Linked DNA regions of Homo sapiens: all the other regions are linked to region 1. Evidence: chromatin loops called from intact Hi-C (ENCODE). Cell type or tissue: mammary epithelial cell. All regions are shown on one strand. Links, peaks and the distances in the headings refer to the core of each region. The heading gives the core; the rest is flanking DNA.

What was found. Peaks named below come from ENCODE experiments on the same cell type or tissue, not always from the same donor. Only the 100,000 strongest peaks of a DNase experiment are listed, where the experiment ranks them.
Region 2: a loop joins it to region 1, with 3 times the contacts of the local background. A loop is called at or near these places in 9 of 110 quality-filtered maps.
Region 3: it touches region 1 in a loop (10-fold over the local background); 5 of 110 quality-filtered maps call a loop at or near these places.
Region 4: it touches region 1 in a loop (4-fold over the local background); 7 of 110 quality-filtered maps call a loop at or near these places.

Annotation. Positions count from the first base shown.
Region 1 is chr21:41,168,852-41,175,013 of GRCh38, forward strand. All of the region lies in intron 1 of BACE2 (beta-secretase 2), which reads left to right. Among named protein-coding and RNA genes, the nearest start is that of BACE2, 3.8 kb to the left of the region's middle. In mammary epithelial cell, for the core only: a CTCF peak has its summit at 1,774; DNase peaks (open chromatin) are centred at 1,760 and 2,570; H3K4me3 peaks cover 420 bases; H3K27ac peaks cover 2,461 bases.
Region 2 is chr21:41,250,325-41,256,486 of GRCh38, forward strand. It overlaps BACE2 (beta-secretase 2), which reads left to right. Exons shown (of 9, transcript NM_012105.5): 7 at 428-577. Among named protein-coding and RNA genes, the nearest start is that of FAM3B, 63 kb to the right of the region's middle. In mammary epithelial cell, for the core only: no CTCF peak of the experiment used is centred there; a DNase peak (open chromatin) is centred at 2,117; H3K27ac peaks cover 647 bases.
Region 3 is chr21:41,457,977-41,464,138 of GRCh38, forward strand. MX1 (MX dynamin like GTPase 1) reads left to right here. Exons shown (of 17, transcript NM_002462.5): 17 at 552-1,236. The coding sequence ends at 782. Among named protein-coding and RNA genes, the nearest start is that of MX1, 35 kb to the left of the region's middle. RefSeq lists enhancers at 214-715, 1,908-1,997, 2,538-2,737. In mammary epithelial cell, for the core only: a CTCF peak has its summit at 2,818 (motif pointing left); no DNase peak of the experiment used is centred there.
Region 4 is chr21:41,109,956-41,116,117 of GRCh38, forward strand. No RefSeq gene overlaps it. Among named protein-coding and RNA genes, the nearest start is that of LINC00323, 35 kb to the right of the region's middle. In mammary epithelial cell, for the core only: no CTCF peak of the experiment used is centred there; a DNase peak (open chromatin) is centred at 3,556; H3K4me3 peaks cover 666 bases; H3K27ac peaks cover 1,407 bases.

The DNA of each region.
Region 1 (6,162 bases), core at 570-3,069:
AGACCTGGAACTTGCCGCCTCCAATAACGTGATTTCCTTCTTGCGGGCGACACCTACTTCCAGCGGGAGACGGAGCGGTGGGCCTTGGGCGACGGGCTATTATGGGGAAAATCACCTCGTGTTCATACCCTCCCTCCCCCCCGCCCCCCCCCCACCCCACCACCATGCTGTCTCATTGCTAAAGAGGCTCGTGGCCGGCTTCCAAAGGCGCAGTACCCTTTAAAAAGGATTTATGCATGAGCTCAGCTAAAAGCAACCCGGTTAAGAAGTGGCTCGCTTGCTGCTCTGAGGAAGGAGCAGCGTCTCCCCTGCGCCCGCTTTCCTTTCTCGGAGTTGGTTTGTCAGCTGTGTCCTCGCTCATCCGGCGGCCCTGCCCCTCTGCACGGAGCGATGCATCTACACGCGGGTGTGCAGAGTGTGAAAAGCATTCCAGCTACCGGGAAAAAAACAGGGGCTGAGTGAGGTGTCCGGGGACCAAGTGGTATCCCGATTACAACACAAAAATAAAATCAAACAGCTTTCCTTTTCTCTTACTCTGATGTTCATTTACTAACACTTTTTGTAGCAAGAAACAAATGTTCCCAAGCACAGTGATCTGAAAAAAAAAAAAAAAAAATCCCAATTGATCTGCCCCCTCCTACTTTCAAACTGTCTAATCCAAGTGGGATTTGAAGTCCTTTGCTCAATTGAATGCACTATTTGAAGATAGTTTATTTTTATTTTTAACATTGTCATTTGGGTTTTGATTCAGCTATGATTCCCCCATAAATAGAACATACTCATGACTTTTGTATAATTCTCATTAAATTATTCAAGACTTTAAGAGGAAAGACATGCCATGCTAATTCTTTTAAAAAAGGAAACTGCCGAATAACTTCTGTAGTTGTTTAATTAGTTTAGGGGGAAAAAAAAACCTTCAAAAGCGTATATTCAAACTTTGATTCTAGTTGCCTTTCGTCTAAGTCATGGGAAGCCACGTGAGTGATCTTTGCCATCTCCAGGAGTGGATGGTTAGAGGGAGGGAATAGGAATCCCCATCAGCTGAGGGAGCTTAACTTGGCTGTAAGATGTGGTCTTGGTGCAGCCAACACGTGGGAACATGTGCCTGGTGCTGAGAACCTTGGAAATATGACAAGATATTGAGGAAGAACCTCTTCTGTGACCTGCAGAGAATCTTTTGGAACAGGCCTTGAATGAATCCCCATTGGACATGTGTGCTTTGATGCGAGGGAATTCTCTCTACTAAAAGTAAATGTGGGTGGTCTGAGGGCTATGATAAAAGAAGCCCTGAAACCCTCCCTCCAGAGCAAAGGGGAAAGGGAGAAGCCTGAAGAAGGACTAAAAAATACTTAACTTTGGCAATCAAAAAAAAAAAGCTTTTATAAATAATAACTTGCCTGTTAATTAATTCAATGACCTTTATTTTAAAATGATGAGGTTTAATTAATTTAATTAACAGAAATGTATTGAGTACCTAGGCTCCTGTCTTTACCGTAGCCAAGGCAGTAGTTGGTTCAAGATTACTTCTCAACCATTAGCATGTTTCCAGGGAGCGCTGCTTCTACAGAGACAGATTTAATTTTTACATGTGATGGGGAATGAAATATCCTGTACCTCCCTCCTGGCTTGATTTAGCGATAAGCTGCTTTATAACCAAATCTTTCCAAATGCCTACTGTAAAGTCAGGCTTTCCTGACTACTGCATTAGGATTCACTACCTGCCTGTGTTGCCCTGAAATGTCTCTGACCACCAGCAGGGTGTCAGCAGCCGGCTAGAGGGGGCAGCAGTGAGGTGACTTCTGAACCTGGAGTGAGCTTTCCTGCTCTATTAATGGCCAGGAGTCATGCATTTATTCTCTGCTGATTCTCTGAAGCCTAAAATAAAAATTGCTTAGGTGGAGAGAAAAATGGAATTGTAAATTCAAGCAATAAATAACCAAGAATTTTTCAAGAATTAAGTAATAGTCATAGACAATGTCTGAAAGCTCAGTACGTGACAAGCACTGCGCTCTGTGCTTTAGGTGTGCTTTCCCAGGAATCCCCACCCACCACCCACCACCCCTCGGGGGTCTTATACGCATTTGGGGGTGGGAAAACTGAAGCTCGGAGAGACTGAATGACTTTCCAGGGCAACAGGGCAAGAAAGAGGGAGGGCCAAAAATGGAAGCCAGGGAGCTGAACTTCAGAAGCCAAGTTCTGAACCACCAGACAGATAACGACTTCCTTCCCTTCATGCCTCCTGATCTCTTTGGTTTTGGCCTCAAACTACCCTTTCTAGCCAGAGAACCCTGAACGTACACCCCAAGGTGTTAGGGACTTATTGTATGACTGCAACTGGACCCTCCGGAACTCCGTGCTGTTCCCCCATCTCCTCTTTCCTTCAGCACTGCTGAATGAGCAACAGAATGAAGGGCTGGATCCAGGTGTGCACGGGAGAGGCCTTGAGAGGAGAGGTTCAACAGGAACCAGAGCCCTCCAGCTCCCCTTCTTTTATGGGAAAGTCAACTGTTGGAAGTGTGCTTGTTCCCCGAAGGCTTTAATCAGGAACTAGAGGTCCATTGTTTAAAGCCCAGTGACTCTGTGAGGAGTCACAGGCATGTGCCCGGAAGCCCGCCTGAGAGCTGCAAGGCGTGTGTGCTGGCAGGCAGGGCCACGTTGGCATGGAGATGACTGCCAGGTTTGCGGCTGATCCCATTATGTGGGTTCTTTCGAACTGTAGAACTTTTGAACAGTTCTTTCAACCAGCACCTGCTTGAACCGTGCAATTTGGTCTTATTAATAATAACACTCTTCTAAAGTAATTATAATTACAGCAATTTCTATTATGAAAAAAGAGACTTTCATGTTAACACAATAACTCCAGCTGAAGACAGGAGAAGGTGTGCAGCCATATACCTTGTAGTAGCTTCAAAAAAAGCCTTTGGGATTCTTTTTCTGAAAGATTTTCTGTCATCTCCACTAACATAGGTAAAGCAGACAGCAAAACTATTCTCATACCTGAACACTTGAATGTAAAGGGCCACCTAATTATTTTGGCGAATCCTATTTTAATCATGGTGCATTCACTTGATTATCAGCCTCTTAGTACACAATTATTTGGAAGACTTGTATTGAAAATATGGATCCAGCATATGCAATAAGAGTTTGTGTTCTTCAGAAGAAGCCATCCAGGCTCCCCAAATGAAGCTGACTGTAGGTGAGGCTGAAAACAAGAAGGCAATCCCAGCAAGAAGAAATCTGATGGAGCCACTTGAAATGGTAAACTATTAAAGACAATGAGAAAAAACAATTACTGAGGTTGAAAGAACAAGAAAGTCAAAGCCAGTTTGCCACCAGCTCCTTCGAGTGAGAAGTGGCAGCTTCTGGGCTTTAGAGAAAGAATTCATCAAAGACTGTATTACAGAGGACTGGGAAAGGTGAGCCAAGAAATCAGCTTGAAACAACAAGGAGGGACAGGAGTCTGAGAAATAGTTTATAAGATCAAGAGCTGACCTTGATTTCTTGCTGATGGAGTGTTGGACACTCAAAGGGCACGTGAAGCCCTGTGCGTGGCTCACCTCATTGTATCCTTGCAACGTCCTGGAAAATGTGCACAACAATGTGACTTAATTTTCAGACAGGGTAACCGAGGCTTGGAGAGGCAGAGTAGTTTGTCCAGGGCCACACTAGTGAAGGCAAAGCAGGGTGGAGCTGTCAATCTGGGTCAGCCCAGCTCAGTCTTTGCACGTCACTGCCGTTCCTCCTTAGGTGCAGTGTTTTAGTTACAGTAACTTTTTAAGAAGAACCATCTTCATGCTTCTGGAGATGATGTGGTTTGACAGGAAGCATCCTGATGTGATTACAGGTCCTGAGCACTGTAGTGTCACACCTGTGACCAGGAGCAAGTGTGTAACCTCCCTCATCTTCCCTTTCCTCAGCTGTGGAGAATCAAATTTCTGCATTAATGTCCTGGTCTCAAAACAATAGAAACTTGTTCTCATAATTCTGCAGGCCAGAGTTCAAAAAGCAAGGCGACAGCAGAAACACTGTCCCTCCGGAGGCTCTGGGGGAGGATCCTTCCTTCCCTCTTCTTAGTGTCTGATGGCTGCTGGCATTTCTTGACCCTTGGCCGCATGACTCCAATCTCTCCCCTCCATGTAAGTTTCTGTGGCCAAATTCCTCTCTTCTTATAAGGAGACCAGTCATTAGATTAGGGCCTGCCCTCCTCTAACCTGACCTCATCTTTACTTCATCACATCTGCATAGACCCACTTTCTGAATAAGGTTAAGTTCACAGGTACCGGAGTTACGTCTTCAGCATATCTTTTGGGGAACATGATTTAATCCACAACAAGTTCATTCTAAGTTTTTCATTCTATGGATTTTTTTTCTTTGATTCTACCTCACCTTTTAATTGTTAATAATTTCAATTTGGGATTCAAGTGTAATTGTTATCACAGGCAATACACAAATGACGATTTTAGTGCTGTATTGATATGAAGCCTGCGGCAAGAGAGTGCCCTGGGGCTTAGGGTGGGAGAAGGAAGAGAGGAGTGTTTCTGCTTCCCTTCTGTACTTCTGTATTGTTTTTCCTGCTGGAGAGTAACTGCTTGAAAATTTAAAATGTCAGGCGGGGCGCGGTGGCTCATGCCTGTAATCCCAGCACTTTGGGAGGCTGAGGCGGGCGGGTCACCTGAGGTCAGGAGTTTGACCTGACCCAGCCTGGTCAACATGGTGAAACCCCATCTCTACTAAAAATATGAAAATTAGCCAGGCATGGTGGCTTATGTCTGTAGTCCCAGCTACTCAGGAGGCTGAGGCAGGAGAATTGCTTGAACCTGGGAGGCAAAGGTTGCAGTGAGCCGAGATCGTGTCACTGCACTCCAGCCTGGGCAACAGAACGAGACTCTGTCTCGAAAAAAAGAATTTAAAATGTCCCATGTCATGTTGCACTAATTCTAGAATTGCTGAAATTAATGTATAATATGAGAGAAATCCAATGTGTACAAGATTAGATCAATGATATTTAAATACCTATGAGTAATAAACACTTATGTTGGGATGGATGTAGAAAGCTTCAGTATTTCATGTTTTAAAGACATTATAAGGCAACCCCCTTATCAATCAGGATATATTTAATATGAAACAGGTGCTTCCCCCCATACTTCCCGCCATACTCATCCCTGATCTCCTTGTGTGATCTCCTTGTTGTAGGTAAGTTGGCTTCACCTCCCCTTGCCTGCCCATTTTTCCTTTTTCCTCCTGGAATGATCCCAAAATGATAAGGATAGCTGTTGTGATCAGTGGCCTTTTTTTTTTTTTTTTTTTTTTTTTAAACAGTCTCGCTCTGTTGCCAGGCTGGAGTACAGTGGCCTGATCTTGGCTCACTGCAACCTCCACCTCCCAGGTTCAAGCGATTCTTCTGCCTCAGCCTCCTGAGTAGCTGCGACTACAGGTGTGTGCCACGACAACCAGCTAATTTTTGTGCTTTTAGTAGAGACGGGGTTTCACCATGTTGTCCAGGATGGTCTTGATCTCTTGACCTAGTGATCTGCCCACCTCGGCCTCCCAAAGTGCTAGGATTACAGGCGTGAGCCACCGCGCGGCCAAGTGGCTATTCTTTTGTGGTGGTGGTACGTAGCTGCATTGCTCCCAGGGGTGGAGAGGGAGGAATTTAAAGGTGGTGTTTCTCTCCTTCTCCCTAGTATCTGACAGCATGCCTTGGGATTTATGTAACATCTCATTCATAGACTAGAGCAGGTCAAGCATTGGCCCCTGAATTCAGGGTCTACCTGTGCTGGAGAAGAGGTGGGGGGTTAGTGGGCACTGACTCTTGCCCCAACCCCACACTGGGTACAGCAGGAACGGGGTGGTGGTCCTCCTTGCTGGTGAGTGAGGTCCCTCTCCAGGTGACCTGAGGCTCCTATGACTGACTGTGAGCCTCTGCCTGTCCTTGAGTCCCTTGCTGTGTGTCATGGATCCCTCCTCTGGGTCACCCTGTTTGCCCAGCCTTGGTGAGACACTGGGGTTCATTGTATGTTAAGGTAACAGATACTACCCGGACAATAGGGCATACCTGTGAGGCAGGTGGGCAGCCTGGCACCCCTTCTGTAATTTCCCTGGGTATAAACATGTTTCTGGTGGAACCTGAGGAAGAGAGTGTCACCTCTTCTGGGTGACTTT
Region 2 (6,162 bases), core at 1,175-3,674, 82 kb after region 1:
CAAGTGATAAGCAGAAAGTCCTTGGGGGCCACAATTAGGATTTCTGTCTTCTAAAGGGCCTCTGCCCTCTGCTGTGTGACCTTGGGCAAGTTACTTCACCTCTAGTGCTTTGGTTGCCTCATCTGTAAAGTGGTGAGGATAATGCTATCACACTGGTTGAGAATTGAAGTAATTATTGCTGCAAAGGGCTTATAAGGGTGTCTAATACTAGTACTAGTAGGTACTTCATGTGTCTTGACAATTTTAATCATTATTATTTTGTCATCACCGTCACTCTTCCAGGGGACTAATGTCCCTGCTGTTCTGTCCAAATTAAACATTGTTTATCCCTGTGGGCATCTGGCGAGGTGGCTAGGAAAGCCTGGAGCTGTTTCCTGTTGACGTGCCAGACTAGTCATGGTTTCTGATGTGATCTTGTTTTGTCTAGATTCCAGAATTCTCTGATGGTTTCTGGACTGGGTCCCAGCTGGCGTGCTGGACGAATTCGGAAACACCTTGGTCTTACTTCCCTAAAATCTCCATCTACCTGAGAGACGAGAACTCCAGCAGGTCATTCCGTATCACAATCCTGCCTCAGGTATGAACTTGGATTTGTGCTTTGCTCTTTTTATCATGCAAAAGAGAAAGCACTCCATGCATGACACGTGTATTAGATGTCACACCTGCATTAGATCTCTATCACCACAATAATGCTGCAAAAGACAGCCACACATATTACTGCTCCTGAGTCCAGGCAGGGCGGTGTCCCTTGGCCGGGCTCACTCACGTGTCTCTACTCAGCTGGTGGTTGGCTGGGTCCCGGTTGGCCTCCACCCAGGCTGGTGTAGGATGGTCTCACTCACATATCTGGTGGCGAGGTGGATGGAGGAACAGAGCCATGCGTTTCTCTCCATTCAGTGTCTGAGTCACATGTGGTAACAGGGACCTGGGAGAGAGAAAAGAACCACACAGGGGCTCCTGAAGTGTCAGCCCAGAACTAGCCACTATCTCTTCCATGATGCTGCCCAAACAAGCCCAAGGCTAGCCCAGATTCCGAGGATGAGGGAAAAGATGCCCCTCGCACTGGGAGGAGCCATGGAGCCGCATTGCCAAGGGTGTGGCTACAAGGAAAAGGGAAGACCTGGAGACATTTTTGTCACACCTACCACATCACCCTTATACATTTTTCCTGTTTACGTATAAAGAATAAAAGTGGGCTGGGTGCGGTGGCTCACGCCTGTAATCCCAGCACTTTGGGAGGCCAAGGCAGGCAAATCACCTGAGGTCAGGAGTTTGAGACCAGCCTGGCCAACATGGCAAAACCCCGTCTCTGCTAAAAATACAAAAATTAGCCGGGCGTGATGGTGCATGCCTGTAATCCCAGCTACCCCGGAGGCTGAGGCAGGAGAATTGCTTGAACCTGGGAGGCGGAGGTTGCAGTGAGCCGAGATCACACCACTGCACTGCAGCCTGGCGACAGAGTGAGACTCTGTCTCAGAAAAAAAACAAAAAACAAAAAAGAAAAGAAAAAGAAAGAAAAAGAAAAACTAGATTGCCCAAGGTGAAGACATCATTTTTTTCCTATACTCCCAGTACCCACTGACTCCCTCTTTATCCTACACGTCTAATGAAATGGACCACGTCTGTCTTCCTCAGTCCCATTTCTCACCTCTTCCTCCTCCCCTCCGTTACTGAGCCCTTGCGCGTGTGGCTCTCACCAGCACTTCTGTAACCTGCAGAGTGCTGCTGTGCTCCTGAGCCCCCACCCTCTCTTCTTTTTGAAACTGTTGTCAGATCAGTCTTCCTAAACCACCACTTTCACCCGAGCCTCCCCTGCTATGAGTAAGCAGTGCGTCCCCATGATTTAAATGCTCAGGGCTCGCTCCTGGCATCGCTGTCCATGGCCTCCCACCAGACCCCTCCTAGTTCCTCAGTGTTTTCACTGAACCCCAACCCTCTGCTGGGTGGCCACTGACCCTCAAGGCCTCTTGCCTGCAACTGTCTCCTAACCTTTGTTCCACCAACCCCCCTGCCTGAAATGCCCTCCCTTCCTTACTCCGCCCATATATCCAGATTCTTCCCATCCTTTAAGACTCAACTCAAACAACCCAGCTTTTGTTGAAACCATGCCGAGCAGAATAACCCATTTGTGAGGTTGCACCTCCCACTCAGCACGCATATTTTCTGGTCTGCTCATCTGGCATGGAATCTTATCTTTAGGGTACGTTTTATGCTGTTGCCTTTTTCATTTGACTTCTGTTTTCTTAACTTCTATTTCGTTTTCAATTAATTATAAATTCCTTGAAGGTGAGAGCTGTGGGGGTAAAAGATTGTCCTTCCTTCCCCAACGCCACCAGGCCGTGGAGGGAAAGTACATCAGAACTGTTTGTGGAATGGACACATCAATATGTCTTTGTTGCAATTGATGAATTTGAGATAAAGGGAATTGGACTGCAGGGACAAGGAAGGAGGCGTAATTTCAGGAGAAAAAAAGTAAATGGTACTACTGCCTTTTCCCATTTTCATCTTTACGTTGTGGGGATGTGCTTTCCAGAAAAGGAGAGATCTTGGGGAAAGGATTGAAAGCTCCAGGAGAAATTCAGGCCGACAGGAGATACCACGCTCTCAGGAGAGGCTTGAGTAACACGCTCAGCACTGCCCTTCCCTCACACCGTAACTTTGAGCAAAGCATTTAGCCCTGCCTGTGTCTCTTTAACTATAAAGGAGAAACAATAATACCTACCAAAGACATTTTCAGAAGAATGCAGTATCCTTGGATGAATGGCACTGCACTGAATGATATTACAATGCTATGTTTTCAGCATCTTTAAATCATCTTTAAAATCATGTGCTCTTGGCCGGGCGCAGTGGCTCATGCCTGTAATCCCAGCACTTTGGGAGGCTGAGGAGGGTGAATCACGAGGTCAGGAGTTCGAGACCAGCCTGGACAACACAGTGAAACCCAGTCTCTACTAAAAATATAAAAATATTAGCTGGGCTTGGTGGCGGGCACCTGTAATCCCAGCTACCTGGGAGGCTAAGGCAGGAGAGTCGCTTGAACCTGGGAGGCAGAGGTTGCAGTGAGCTGAGATCGTGGCACTGCACTCCAGCCTGGACGACAGTGTGAGACTCCATCTCAAAAAAAAAAAAAAAAAATCACGTGCTCTTGATGATTACATTTTGGCTAGTAGAGCGGCAAAATGTGGACATTATTTCATCAGTGTGGTGTGTAATAATGTCAAAACCCAGCTTGAGGACCCAGGTGTGCACTGCTGAATAAATGTCAGGCACCAAGGACTCGTAAGAAGCAGGAGGAGAAGGCAGGCATTAGGGGGAAACCTCAGTCCAGGTGGGTCACAGCCGGGAAGGCTTGCTTGGCTTCCTCAATAGCTTTTAGGACCCAGCACTGGGCAAGCTCAGGAGCAGAATGAGAGGGGTTTGGGAGCATTTCATCTCATTTGCACATCTCTGCATAAGAATTCATTATTGCTTTCACTTATAATGGTAGATATTTTTTGGTTGTCTTTGACATGTTCAGATTTTTTATTTTTAAAAATCCACTTTGCCTGCTGTTTTCCTGATTTCTTACTCAGCATCACATTCCACTTGCTTTCCATTCCCTTTCTGGGAGGGGACTCCAGTAGGAAGCTGGGAAAGATCACCTGGTGAGACCCCACACGCTCCATGTTTCCCAGCAGAAAGGCTCTGCCCAGCAGCCTTTCTAACACCAGGGGAAACCGCCAGGGTTCTTGTCCTCAGAGTTTTAGGATGGGGCCCTACCTGGGACCTCTCAAACATGAGCCCTAATAAGTGGGCAAACGATTGCTCCTGCAGAAAAGAGTCAATTCGAAAGCAATTACTTTAAACTTTGTCTATACCCAACACTATTTTCCAAAAGCCCATGGGCTGAATCCTATGTGGCCTGTTAAAAAACAGCAGCTGGCAGCCCACAGGGGAGCTCTAAGGTTTCTTCACAGCTTCTACTTTATCCCTACTTGACCTGCTCTTCAGTGTGGTCACATGGCAGCCCCTCCCTGCTGGTCTCCTCTCAGTCTTTTCTGCTCCCTCCAAAATCACCCCTCACAGTCCCTCAAACCCCCTACAGCCAGAAGGCCCAGGACTCTGTGTATTCGTGTGTCTGCCTGTTTCATCCAAGTCTTTCTTCCTGTCTCTGCCCTTTAAGGCTAATCATTACTCACAGGAAGGTTCGTTTTCTTACTCATTTTGCACTCTTGCTTTTCTCCAAACAGGGGCATTTTGTCATACTCAGCTGCTGTACTCTCTAATTGCCTGCATTTGAATTATTTGCTATCCAAAAGCCAAGAAATTGTTACTGCTGGTAGGATATTGATTTGCTCACTGATTGTGTTCAGGTTTGACCCATTTCCCCACATACTCTTGGCTCCAGGGATATCAATGGCCGACTCATCTTCATTTAACACTGCACAGCACCTGTGGGAACTGGCCCTCCTGAATAGCAGAACTGCTGACCCACAGATGCTGTCTTCTCTCTGATGTTGATTACTTCTTCCTCTTTTCACTGAGGAAATTGTCCTGCCTCCGTCAGGCTGCCTACTTTTAAAACTCTGTCTGCCCGAGGGGCGCATGATGAGCTCTGGGCCAGCTAGGAGCCATTGCAGTGGATCCCAAGAGACGAGGACAGTGAGGACTTGGCCTGAGTTGGGCGAGGGAGTGATTTGATTCCGCTTCGGTTTCACAGGAAGGCTCACAAGGGTCTGGTTACAGTCTCCATGCAGGCTAAGAGAGAAAAGGACTGGCCCAGCACTATAGGGCCTGAGTAACTGGGTGAATCATGAATTTACTGAGACAGAGAACTGTGGGAGAGGTCTGATTTGGGGGGAACAGCCAGCATTCAGGTTTTACAGGTTACACGGGAAATGCCGATTGAGAGGTGGGCAGGCAGGCGGACACAAGCATGTGGCAATGGTGGCCCAGGTCTGGGCTGGAGAGGAGGAGTTGGGAGTCTCAGGCTAGATCACGGGGTGACCTAGGGCCATGGGGTGGGGCCAGATGGGTCACCCAAGGAGGGAAGATTGAGAGGAGGCCAGAGCCTGAGAGTGCTCCGATGCTTGCAGGGGAGGAAGATGAAGGAAATCCAATACAGTGCCTGAGAAGGAGCAGCCAGGGAGTTAGGGAGAAGAATGCAGCCCTCTTAGAGTCCAAGTGAAGAAAGCGTCCACACGGACGAAGTGATTAGTGGTCAGCAGTACCCATAGAGGGTGTCTGTGGGGGCACTTCCCGCCCTATGGTTACTGCCTGGTTCCCCCTAGATTGGAAGCCTCGAGGGAGCAGGGACTGTGTGTCATTCACCGTTGTAGTGCTGGTGCAGAGAGCAGCACCTGAGCCATGTGAAGTCCTCAGCAGATAACTGCTGGGCAGATAGCCAGATGGACATGAGGACTAAACTCTGACTTTTTTTTTAATTCTCTTGCCCAAAATTCCTACCTAAGGGGCCTGGGGAGTCCGCTCTACACACCATAAAGTTTCACCAGAAGGGTTTTATTTAACCTTGTATAACATGGCCTGCTTTCCAGCCTAGCTCTGGCATAACATCACATAACAAATAAGGAAAGAAATCAAAATATTTTAACCCCAAATATATTTCCTTTTCATATTTTGAAATTGCCCTGCAGAGTTGTCTCTTGTGAGAAAAATCTACATTGTATAGAGAATCCCCTTTTCCCTTTTTTTATTCTTTCCAGATCTAGAAGATAATCGACTAAGAGTCAGGCAACCTTTTTTTTTTGTTTGTTTGTTTTGTTTTTTTTTGTTTAATACATATATACTTTAAGTTCTGGGGTACATGTGCAGAATGTGCAGGTTTGTTACATAGTTATACAGGTGGCATGGTGATTTGTTGCGCCCATCAACCCGTCACCTGCATTAGGTATTTCTCCTAATGTTATCCCTCCCCTAGCCCTCTACCCCCTGACAGGTCCTGGTGTGTGATGTTCCTCTCCGTATGTCCATGTGTTCTTATTGTTCAACTCCCACTTATGAGTGAGAACATGTGGTGTTTGGTTTTCTGTTCTTGTGATAGTTTGCTGAGAATGATGGTTTTCAGCTTTATCCATGTCCCTGCAAAGGACATAAACTCATCCTTTTTTATGGCTGCATAGTATTCCATGGTATATATGAAGGCACCCTTTTAAATTCTGTAAG
Region 3 (6,162 bases), core at 1,519-4,018, 290 kb after region 1:
GTGGTAGCAAGTGTCAGAGTTTCACGCCTATTTATTTATTATTATGAGACAGAGTCTTGCTCTGTCGCCCAGCCTGGAGTACAATGGCGCGATCCCAGCTCACTGCAGCCTCCCCCTGCCTGGGTTCAAACAATTCTCCTGCCTCAGCCTCCCATGGTGTGCCGCCACACCTGGCTATTTTTTGTATTTTTAGTAGAGACGCGGTTTCACCACGTTGACCAGGCTGGTCTGGAAATGCAGTTTTTGCACTGTCTGCCTGCTTACCTTTATAGAGCATATTTTGCCCTCTTCCATCAGAATTACCCATTTAATGGTCAGGAAAAGCTGCTGGGAATATGACTCATAGCTGGGACATTCTCTGCACTGTGCATAGTTCCTCTCTGCCACCACCATGGAGGAGATTGATGGGTTTGAAACCCAGGGGAAGGTCATTGCCCTGCGAGGGTCTCCCTCATTGAGAATCTGGATCCCCTCATGTGCACATGGTGAGGTCAGAGTCCCCTCCTCACAGTGTCCCCTCCACCCTCCCGTGAACTGTTCTTTCCTTCCAGGAGGCCAGCAAGCGCATCTCCAGCCACATCCCTTTGATCATCCAGTTCTTCATGCTCCAGACGTACGGCCAGCAGCTTCAGAAGGCCATGCTGCAGCTCCTGCAGGACAAGGACACCTACAGCTGGCTCCTGAAGGAGCGGAGCGACACCAGCGACAAGCGGAAGTTCCTGAAGGAGCGGCTTGCACGGCTGACGCAGGCTCGGCGCCGGCTTGCCCAGTTCCCCGGTTAACCACACTCTGTCCAGCCCCGTAGACGTGCACGCACACTGTCTGCCCCCGTTCCCGGGTAGCCACTGGACTGACGACTTGAGTGCTCAGTAGTCAGACTGGATAGTCCGTCTCTGCTTATCCGTTAGCCGTGGTGATTTAGCAGGAAGCTGTGAGAGCAGTTTGGTTTCTAGCATGAAGACAGAGCCCCACCCTCAGATGCACATGAGCTGGCGGGATTGAAGGATGCTGTCTTCGTACTGGGAAAGGGATTTTCAGCCCTCAGAATCGCTCCACCTTGCAGCTCTCCCCTTCTCTGTATTCCTAGAAACTGACACATGCTGAACATCACAGCTTATTTCCTCATTTTTATAATGTCCCTTCACAAACCCAGTGTTTTAGGAGCATGAGTGCCGTGTGTGTGCGTCCTGTCGGAGCCCTGTCTCCTCTCTCTGTAATAAACTCATTTCTAGCAGACACTGCTCTGCCATGTTTTGTATTTTGGCGAGAAGCCTGAAACTAGCAGGTAGGGTGCAGTGGAGCAGTGGACGTAAAGCTGCCCTCTGTGGCGGGGCCAGGTAGGAGCAAGCAAAAGAACAGGGTCTGATGATTTCCTAGAGACTGGAGGGAAATGGGGGAACACACTTTAAAAAATGAAACAATATGAAGCCAACGGTGCTAACTTAATAATGTGCATTGATCAAATGTCCAATTTGTTGAGTCACTGGGCACCTGGCATGGAGTTGAAAAGCACAAGGCCCAGTCAGGAAGCGGTTGCCAGGCCAGGTGCGATGGCTCACGCTGTAATCCCTTCACTTTGGGAGGCCGAGGCGGGTGGATCACCTGAGGTCAGGAGTTCGGGACCAGCCTGACCAATATGGTGAAACCCTGTCTCTACTAAAAATACAAAAATTAGCTGGGTGTGGTGGCGTGTGCCTATAGTCCCAGCTACTCAGGAGGCTGAGACATGAGAATTGCTTAAACCCGGGAGGTGGAGGTTGCAGTGAGCCCAGATCGTGCCACTGCACTCCAGCCTGGGCTACAGAGCAAGACTCCATCTCAGGGAAAAAAAAAGGTTTCCCAGTGGGACTTTACCTGCAGAGGCTGTGGCTGGGGGAGCGGTCTGGGAAGCAGAGAAGGCGGAACACTAACCTTGGAGGAGAACCTGACTGAAGTTCTCTGGTCTAGCCTGGTTGGGGGAGACTCGAGCCACACTCCTACGCCCTGACTCTGAGAACCATGGCTCCCAATCAGTGCTGCTGCTGGGCCTCCTCACCATGAGGCCAGGGCAGGCTCAAGGGCAGGAAATCGAACAGTGGACTAGATGGATGGGGCAGGAGAGGACCGGACACTCTGTCCCTTAAGGGGAGAGTTGAAGGATCAGGATTGCCCCAGCCTAGGAAAGAGAAGGCCAAAAGGCAACAAGAGAGATGAAGTGTGAGCACCAAGGTGTGACATCCTCTGGGGAGGTATATTCTAGATGATCAGTGTGGGGAATGGGGGTACTTTCTACAGAGGGGCCCCCGGATGGCATGGCTTCCTCAAGAGCTGTGAGGTCCCAGGCAGTGGGGGCATCAGGCCAAGCTGCACAGCTGCTTGTCAGGTTGGGGGTGGGGGCTGGACCAGCAACACCATCCTCTCCCCTCTGGACCACGCCCCCCCATCCCAGATCTCTTCTGACTCTTGGGACTGTGTAATTTTCAATTCTTCGGGAAGTTTGAGAATACATTTATAAGAGAGGATGTCCGGAGAGCAGTGGACATTTCACAAGCCCAGGTCAGCAGCTGCCGCTGGGCAGCAACTTTATGGTTCCCCCAGGTGCTGAAGTGCACCTGCAGGTTGACTTGATCTACTGTTAACAGAGGGTGATCAGTTTGACTCATGCTTAAGGGAGAGACGACACCAACACACACACAGAGGTTTGCAAGAGTAAGGCAGGGTGGATCCAAACATTCTTAATTCAATACTAGGCACGCGTTCTCGCAGTGGACATGGCCCAGGTCCTCTGGCTGTGTTGGTGCATCAGACAGCTCGGCCCTTCCATGAGGCAGGTGCCCTCTCGTGGCAGGCCTGGGAAACTTCTCCACTACAAGACGTCCCTTCCTTCCACCACCACCCAAATCAGTCTTCCACTTGCCTTAAGTTTCTGCTGCACGGGAAACAGAGTCAGAGGTGTCAAAGTGTTGCACAGGATTCTATTTTGCTGTTGTTAGAATTTTGCTAGTGATAACCAGAGAGGATGGAGGAAGAAAGTTGACAGTATGTGTCCCAGAGAACAGCAATTTCAATTTCCCCAGCAGAGTGAACCTGCTGGGGATGCCCCAAGGTGCCCGCAAGGATGTTCCTTTCAGCCAAAATGAACATGTGTGGTGATCCCCCAGGCCTGTCCTAACTAGTCATCCAGAGCCGAGAGGGGAGTGGCCCCAGCGGCCAGAACTGGGAGAGAGCCCTGGAGACCACTTTGTGTGACTCCTTCCTGCACTTAGAGGGGCCCTGAGTTCAGGCAAGCAATGGAACTGCCCCTCCCTACCCACCCCTCCATTCCCAGCCATGACGGGCAGCGCTGGCATCACACCCTGCTCTCCGGCTTCCGTGGCCTGCCCTGTAAGTGAGGCAGGAAAATCGAGTCTGGAGGCAGGAATGTAAGGCTGATTCACACTTCAACTCTAACAGGGACTATCCCCTCCACAGGGAGTATGCCGAGTAAATGACTTTGTAACTTTACTTTATCCTCTTCATTTACATAGGGCCCCCAAAGTAACCAATGGAAACCTCTAGAGGGTATTTAAACCCCCCAAAAACTGTAATGGGGCCATTGAGCCCCTAGGCTCGGGCCGCTCCCACCCTGTGGTGTGTACTTTCATTTTCAATACATCTTTGCTTTTGTTGCTTCATTCTTTTCTTGCTTTGTTTGTGTGTTCTGCCTAATTCTTTGTTCAAGACACCAAGAACCTGGACACTCACCACCAGTAACATAAGCACTGGCTCAATGGTCCATTGACCTGTGCAGAACAGACAGGATTATAATGATGTCTGCTCAGGGACCTTCACTCCAGGCACATCTGGGGCTCAGGGGACCCCATAGGATGGGGCTGAGTTAGGAGCAGAGCAATGACAGGGCCAGGAGTGTATTGAACAAACCAAAGTAGAAAGCCCCAGTTTTCTGGAACCCAGGGTCTGTCATGCTGCAGGTGCTTAATAAATGCTGTGGTGCCATCCATGTGAGATGTGACTTGCTCCTCCTTGCCTTCCACCGTGATTGTGAGGCCTCCCCAGCCATGTGAGACTGCAAGTCCAATAAACCTCTTTCTTTTGTAAATTGCCCAGTCTTGGGTATGTCTTTATCAGCAGCGCAGAAATGGACTAATACAGTAAATTGGTACCAGTAGAGTGGGGCACTGCTGTAAAGATACCTGAAAATGTGGAAGCAACTTTGGAACTGGGTAACAGGCAGAGGCTGGAACAGTCTGGAGGGCTCAGAAGAAAACAGGAAAACGTGGGCAAGTTTAGAACTCCCTAGAGACTTGTTGAATGTCTTTTTTTTTTTTTTAATTAGATAGAGTCTCTTTCTGTTGCTTAGGCTGGAGTGCACTGGCACAATCTCAGCTCACTGGAACCTCCACTTCCCTGGTTCAAGCAATTCTCCTGCCTCAGCCTCCTGAGTAGCTTACAGTAGATCATGGGCACCTACCATCATGCCTGGCTACTTTTTGTATTTTTGTAGAGATGGGGTTTCACCATGTTGGCCAGGCTGGTCTTGAACTTTTGACATCAGGTGATCTGCCTGCCTTGGCCTCCCAAAATGCTGGGAGTACAGGGGTGAGCCACCACGCCCAGCCTTTTGAATGGCTTTGACAAAAATGCTGATAATGATATGGACAATGAAATTCAGGCTGAGGTGCTCTCAGATAAGAGATGAGGAACTTGTTGGTAACCGGAGCAAAGGTTACTCTTGTTATGTTTTAGCAAAGAGACTGGTGGCATTTTGCTCCTGCCTTAGAGATTTGTGGAACTTTGAACTTGAGAGAGATGATTTAGGGTATTTGGTGTAAGAAATTTCTAAGCAGCAAATCATTCAAGTAGAGACTTGGGTGCTGTTAAAGGCATTCAGTTTCAAAAGGGAAACAGCATAAAAGTTTGGAAAAGTTGCAGCCTGACAATGCAATAGAAAAGAAAATCCCATTTTCTGAGTAGAAATTCAAGTCAGCTGCAGAAATTTGCATAAGTAATGAGGAGCTGAATGTTAATCCCCAAGACAATGGAGAAAGTGTCTCCAGGGCATGTCAGAGGTTTTCACAGAAGCCCCTCCCATAACAGGCCCAGAGGCCTAGGAAGAAAAAGTGGTTTCATGGGCCAGGCCCAGGGTCCTTGTGCTGTATGCAGCCTAGAGACTTGATGCCCTGCATCCTAGCCACTCCAGCCATGGCTGAAAGGGGCCAAAATAGAGCTTGGGCTGTGGCTTCAGAGGTTGCAAGCCTTAAGCCTTGGCAGCTTCCATGTGATGTTGAGCCTGCCAGTGCACAGAAGTCAAGGATTGAGATTTGGGAACTTCTGCCTAGATTTCAGAAGATGTATGGAAACGCATAGATGCCCAGGCAGAAGTTTGCTGCAGGGTGGGGCCCTTATGGAGAACCTCTGCTAGGGCAGTGCAGAAGGGAAATGTGGGGTTGGAGCCCCTACACAGTCCCTACTGGGGCACTGCCTAGTGGAGCTGTGAGAAGAGGGCCACCATTCTCCAGACCCCAGAATGGTAGATCCACCAACAGCTTGCACCATGTGCCTGGAAAAGCTGCAGACCCTCAACACCAGCCCATGATGCAGCCAGGAAGGAAGCTATACCTTGCGAAGTCACAGAGGTGGAGCTGCCCCAGACCATGGGAACCCACCTCTTGCATCAGTGTGACCTGGATATGACAGATGGAGTCAAAGGAGGTCATTTTGGTGCTTTAAGATTTGACTGCCCTGCTGGATTTTGGACTTTTAAGGGGCCTGCAGCCCCTTTATTTTGGCCAATTTCTCCCATTTGGAATGGCTGTATTCACCCAATGCCTGTACCCCCGTTGTATCTAGGAAGTAATTAACTTGCTCTTGATTTCACAGGCTCATAGGTGGAAGCAACTTGCCTTGTGTTGGATGAGACTTTGGACTGTAGACTTTTGACTTAATGCTGAAATGAGTTAAGATTTTGGGGGACTGTTGGGAAGACCTGATTGGTTTTGAAATGTAAAGATACGAGATTTGGGGGGTGCAGGGGCAGAATGATATGGTTTGGCTCTGTGTCCCCACCCAAATCTCATCTTGTAGCTCCCATAATTCCCATGTGTTGTGGGAGGGACCTGATAGGAGATAATTGAATCATGGGGGTGGGTCTTTCCTGTGCTGTTTTTGTGATAGTGAATGGGT
Region 4 (6,162 bases), core at 2,006-4,505, 57 kb before region 1:
GGCTTCCAAGCAAAAACCGAAACAACCTTTTCATATTTGGGGGCATCCTTCTGAGATGAGCCTCAACTTTCCCTACTTTACAAATGAGGAAAGTGAGAGGGAGAAAGTGTAAGAAATCTAAGACCAAAGAGAGTGCTATCTACACCTCAACCAAACAGAATTGTGGGGCACCTTTAAACAAGATCCTAAAAATGCTTAGATGTGTTTTATAGTTCCCCCTAAGTGAATTTCAACCTTCATCCTCCTCGTTCTCTGGAGCTATATGGCCACAGCTCCCCCGCCTCCCACAGGCCATAGCATCAACTCAAGGTGAAAATGTAGGTCGTTCCCTGGGCCCAGGATGCATCTTCTCTGAAAACGGGAGCCCCTCCCAGCACGTGTGTCTCCCTGAGCAGGGCCTGGTGCACGCTTTGATCTAAACCAATGTGACATTTCCCATGAGGAAGGGGAAACCTCATTCAGCTACAACTTGAACTATTTCTTTAGGGCAACCGAGTTATTGATGGCCCCATCTATCTTTTTTAAGAGCAGTGGAACTCTCAGGCACTTTGGAACTGTCCTGCCAGCCAGCAACTTTCCTGTACCCCCTAGATGCAGTAGCCCGGGAGGTGGTGACCCTATGCTGCGGGCTGAGCATCTTTGCTGTTAATAGTAATGATCTCGTCTATCTATTTTGAATGAGCCAGCTATGGGCCCTATGCAATATCTCATTTAACTCCTACAAACCTCCATTTGTTTATTCGCTGAATAAATATTTACTGAACACCTGTGATGTTCTAATTACCTGGATTAGAGCAGTGAACAAAACAGGGCTGTGCCCTCCAGGAGCTAACAGATTAGAGGGCAGTCCGACAAATCACAAGGCATTGGCCAGGCAGCGTTCACGTGTTACAAGGAAGTAAGAAGGGAGCTGATTTTATGTGTGGGGCTAGGGGCCATGTCCTAGGAGGAAGTCTGTCCAGACAAATGGATGATCAGAGTCAGTTGGTCAACAAAGCATAAAGGCAGAGGGAGAGCTGGGTTGCCAGGCATGGAAAAATCTAAGAACATAGGCTTAGCTTTGCAGTAAGAGACAACAAGGGGACGGAGAGAAGGAGAATGAGAACAGGGTGGAGCGCCACACCCATAAACTGCATTCAAGCAGTCCGCCATGACAGGGCTGAGTTCGAGGCAAGAGTGGTACCAGAGAGGAAGGTCCCAGGGTACCCTATGAAGATGTAACGAGAGCGTGGGGGACTTTTGGAGGGTTTAAGCAGAGGGAGGCAGGATCACATTCGCATTTTGGAAGGCTGCTCTGGCTGTAGTGCAGAGGGTGCGTTGGGAGGGTTCCTGTCTGGAGCAGCAGCTGAGAGCTGTTGCAGTCACCCAGGCCCATCACAGCAGGAGAGGGTTGCTGTGGGAATGGAGAGACCTGGATGCCTGCAAGAGACACTTCTAGTAACAGCACAATAAGGTGAAAGTTTGGATGTTCAATGTGGGGAAACAGAACAGTCAAGTAAAACACCCAGGTTTCTGGCTGAGGAAACTTGGTCGATGTTGCCCTATTCCCTGAGACAGAAATTCTAGGAGGAAAGACATGTTTAGGGAGCAGATAATTGATTTTTATTTTGAACACATTTGAGTTAGAGAAATCCATGGGACAACCAAATGTAGTCGTCTCATGGACAAGGGTGGCTTATTTGACCCATAGCTCAAGAGAAAGATCTAGGCTGTAAACATAGTTTGGGAGATTATCAGAACAGGTTATAATTGAAATGGCAGATGTGCCTTAGATGGTTCAAGAGTGTGTGCAAGTTGCAAAGAAGTCCTCGGACAGCACCCGAGGAGCTCTGAGGTTCAGCGTCCAGGGACAGGAGGATGAAGTGACAGACGCGTGGTGTGGGAGCAGCAGAGGTGTAGCACGGGCACGGAGCAGGCGTGGGCACCGAGGACCTGGGACAAGCCCATTTTAGGGGGAGTGTGGTGCATGATGGGAAAGGCTCCAGGGAAGGTAAGGACCAACAGGGGTGCACCGGAGTTAGCAGCTGTTTCATGGTAGGGCAAAATGGAACCCCAAGGACAGACAGCAGGGGACAGAGTGGGTGGAGAAGTGAAAGCCGTGGGTGGAAACAATGATCCCCAAGACTGGATGTAAAACATGGGGAATCAATTGTTCTGGGAAAGAACAAGCTCTGAGAGTGAAAAATTAAAGGGGAATGAGAAGAAAATCATTTGGGAAGGAGAAGGTTAGAAAATGGGGCATTTGCCGGGCATAGTGGCTCGTGCCTGCAATCCCAGCATTTTGGGAGGTCAAGGCAGGCAGACCACCTGAGGTCAGGAGTTCAAGACCTGCCTGGCCAACATGGCAAAACCCTATCTCTACTAAAAATACAAAAGAATAGCTGGGTGTGGTGGTGTGTGCCTGTAGTCTCAGCCACTCAGGAGGCTGAGGCACAAGAATCACTTGAACCCGGGAGGCAGAGGTTGTAGTGAGCCTAGATCACACCAGTGCACTCCAGCCTGGGTGACAGAGTGAGAGTCTGAAAAAAAAAAAAAGAAGGAGAAAGAAGGAGAAAGAAAGAAAGAAAGAAGAAAGAAAGAAAGAAAGAAAGAAAGAAGAAAGAGAGAGAGAGAAAGAAAGAAAGAAAGAAAGAAAGAAAGAAAGAGAGAGAGAGAGAAAGAAAGAAAGAAAGAGAAAAAGAAAGAGAAAAGAAAGGAAGAGAAAAGAAAGAAAGAGAAAGAAGGAAGGAAGGGAAGAAAAGAAGGGAGGGAGGGAGGGAAGGAAGAAAGGAAACAAATGGGGCATTAATTGAGGGCCACTGGGTGCCAGACTTGGGGGTACAGAGGGAAACCATGCACCAGGTTCCAAGGATTTCCATGATGAGGGGTATGGCCAGGTAAAAAGGGGAGGACAACCAGGAGAGGCAATGAAGGATACAAAGCAGGAAAGCACGCACCTCTTGCAAATCGAGGAACGAGAGAATGGGTTGCTAGTGAGAACAGGCATGGTGGGACCTTGCCTCAGTGCCCTTCATCCAATAATGCAGAACAAAACACCTCCTGAGAAGCACTTTGTGAGAAGTCTGCAGGAAGCTTGGCCTCATGGTGGAAGCAGGTTTCAGTTACGAGTCAAGCAGAGAGACTGAAGATGGGGTGTGCTTGTTTGCATATCAGGAACTTGGCTCCTGAGAGGTTGGTGGAGAGGTGTGTGGGGGGAGGGCATCGTGAGGCAGTGGGAAGCCCAGAGCAATGAGCCCTAGGGAGCATTCTGAATCCCCTTTTTGGGGGGCACAAGGATTTCCACAATGCCGTGGAGAAATCTCCATAGCTAGAGAATAAAACAATTACTTCCGGCCCTCAACACAAATGCCTTAAGTACAAACTTGCTTTGAGGACTTAGACTGTGTCATAAAATCACGTGAGAATTCCACATCCTGCTTGCATTAGATTCCTGTGGCTGCTGCAAAAAAAGAAAAATCCCACAAATTGGGTGTCTTAAGACAACGGAACTGGATTCTCTCGCAGTTCAGGAGGCAGCAGTCTGAGATCAAGGCGTCAGCAGGGTGGGTTCCTTCTGGTGGCTCTAGGGAAGAATCCATCCCCAGCTCTTGGTGGCTGCCGGCAGTCCTTGGTGTTTCTGTCAGACCCAGATAAGATCCACTCTGTCTAATGCAGGAGTTGGTCACAGCACTGGCATCGTAATGGCTGGGGGCACTGCTAGTGGGGAGCATTCCATGTGAACTTGCAAGACGAGCCTAATTAGGGAGTCGATTCACGGTGAGCTGCCAGGTGAAAGACACTCCTTGTATAGACACCACATGATTTCCAAGCTGTTCGCCGGAGACAGTACTTTGGCATTTCTCTGCCAGTTTCATTATTGCCCCAAGATGTGTCCTCTCCGGAGCACTGTGCTTTTTGGATGCAATTTTCTCATTGGTAAAATGGGAAAGTAGCATCTCACACTAACTTTGGGCCTCACTGTCAAGGATGTTAGTGCTTTAATCACTGGAATTTGGGTCATCACAAGGAGGCTTCAAAGCAAAGGCTTTGTGTCCTGAGAGATGGCAGACACTGGCATGTAGGAGGTAGCCCAGCTCACGCTGTTGAGAGCAGACATTTACTCAGCACACAACATTCTGGAAGCAGCTACCAAACCTGTGGGGGTGACCCAAGGGTCTCTGCAGAGAGAGAGCAGAAAGTGGGCTACTGGCTGGGACACAGCCTTCTTGTTTGACTAGCAATGCCACTGTTGCTTGTCAGCAACAGAATAAAACAAGACCCCCAAGTCTCCTAATTACTAGTAAGGGTGGTTTGGCTCCCCAGGCTGTCCTGCCATCACCCTAACTAGTGTCATAGCTTCCACTTCCTCCTCACCAATTCATCCTGCTTGCAGATGCCTGATTAATTATCTAAAAATGTACCTTTAGGCTGGGCACGGTGGCTCATGCCTGCAATCCCAGCACTTTGGGAGGCCGAGGGGGGCGGATCATGAGGTCAAGAGATCGAGACCATCCTGGCCAACATGGTGAAAACCCATCTCTACTAAAAATACAAAAATTAGCCGGGCGTGGTGGCATGCACCTGTAGTCCCAGCTACTTGGGAGGCTGAGGCAGAATTGCTTGAACCCGGAAGGCGGAGGTTGCAGTGAGCCAAGATTGCGCCACTGCACTCCAGCCTGGTGACAAGCGAGACTCTGTCTCAAAAATAATAATAATGGTAATAATAATAATAAATAAATAAAAATGTACCTTTAGACCAAGTCATTCATCCACTCAAAAATCATCAGCATCTTGACATGGTGTTCACAACTCTATAAGCCAACGACAAACTAATGTTTCAACTGTATCTCTATAATGCCAAGAATCTTTTGCTGCAGCCAACTCTCCAATGCAGGGGGTCCAGTACGGCTACAGCTGTGCAGGTTTCACACTACACATGTGGGATTGCAGTTCACATGTGGTAGACTGTGCAAGGTACCCACTGGCAAGTACTCACTATCCACTCTCCTCCCGCCAACCTCAAGCATGTCTTATGCCTTCCTTGATCCATGCTTTTGTTATTATTACATTGTTTATTGTTTTGTTGTTCTGGGATATGTTTTAATTTACAGAGGAAAAGTGTAATATAGGAAATTCCTCCATACGTTCTTACCTAGAATTAAACAATATTTATCATATTTAATATCTATAATATTTGTTTTGATTTTTTTTTTGAGATGGATTCTCACTCTGTCACCCAGGCTGGTGTGCAGTGGCACAATCTTGGCTCACTGTAACCTCCGTTTCCCTGGTTCAAGCAATTCTCCTGCCTCAGCCTCCTGAGTAGCTGGGATAACAGGCGTGCACCACCACATCCAGCTAATTTTTGTATTTTTAGTAGAGATGGGTTTTCACCATGTTGTCCAGGCTGGTCTCAAACTCCTGACCTCAAATGATCCACCTGCCTTGGTCTCCCAAAGTGCTGGGATTACAGGCGTGAGCCACCGCACCTGGCATGTTTTGGATTTCTAATAGAGCAATTAAAATATTACAGACGGAGCGGAAGTCCATTTCTTTTTCTTTTCTTTCTTTTTTTTTTTTTTTTTTTTTTTTTTTTTGAGACGGAGTCTCTCTCTGTCGCCCAGGCTGGAGTGCAGTGGCACAATCTCAGCTCACTGCAAGCTCTGCCTCCCGGGTTCACGCCATTCTCCTGCCTCAGCCTCCCGAGTAGCTGGGACTGCAGGTGCCCGCCACCACCCCCAGCTAATTTGTTTTTTTGTATTTTTAGTGGAGACAGGGTTTCACTGTGTTAGCCAGGATGGTGAAGTCCATTTCTTACCTATCTTTACCTCCATTCTTTTGCTCTCTCCTCCTCCAGAGTTGCCTCTGTTGTGAATTTGGCAAGCATTTTTCCAACCAACTTTTTAATCTTTCAAATATACACCTCATGCACAAAATTGGATCAGTCAAGAATCATTTGCACACAGCAAAAAACTCTCTGGCTAGTTTAAACAGAAGAATAAATGCATTAGGGCATTATGTCGTTCCCACTAGACTAGAGAAACATGCTGGGAGGGCATTCAGCCAGGAACAAGACCCCACATCACACCACCAGCTGCTCTGGTGAAAGAGCGAGGTTCCAGCTGGGTGCAGTGGCTCACTCCTGTGGTCTCAGCACTTTAGGAGGCTGAGGCAGATGGATCA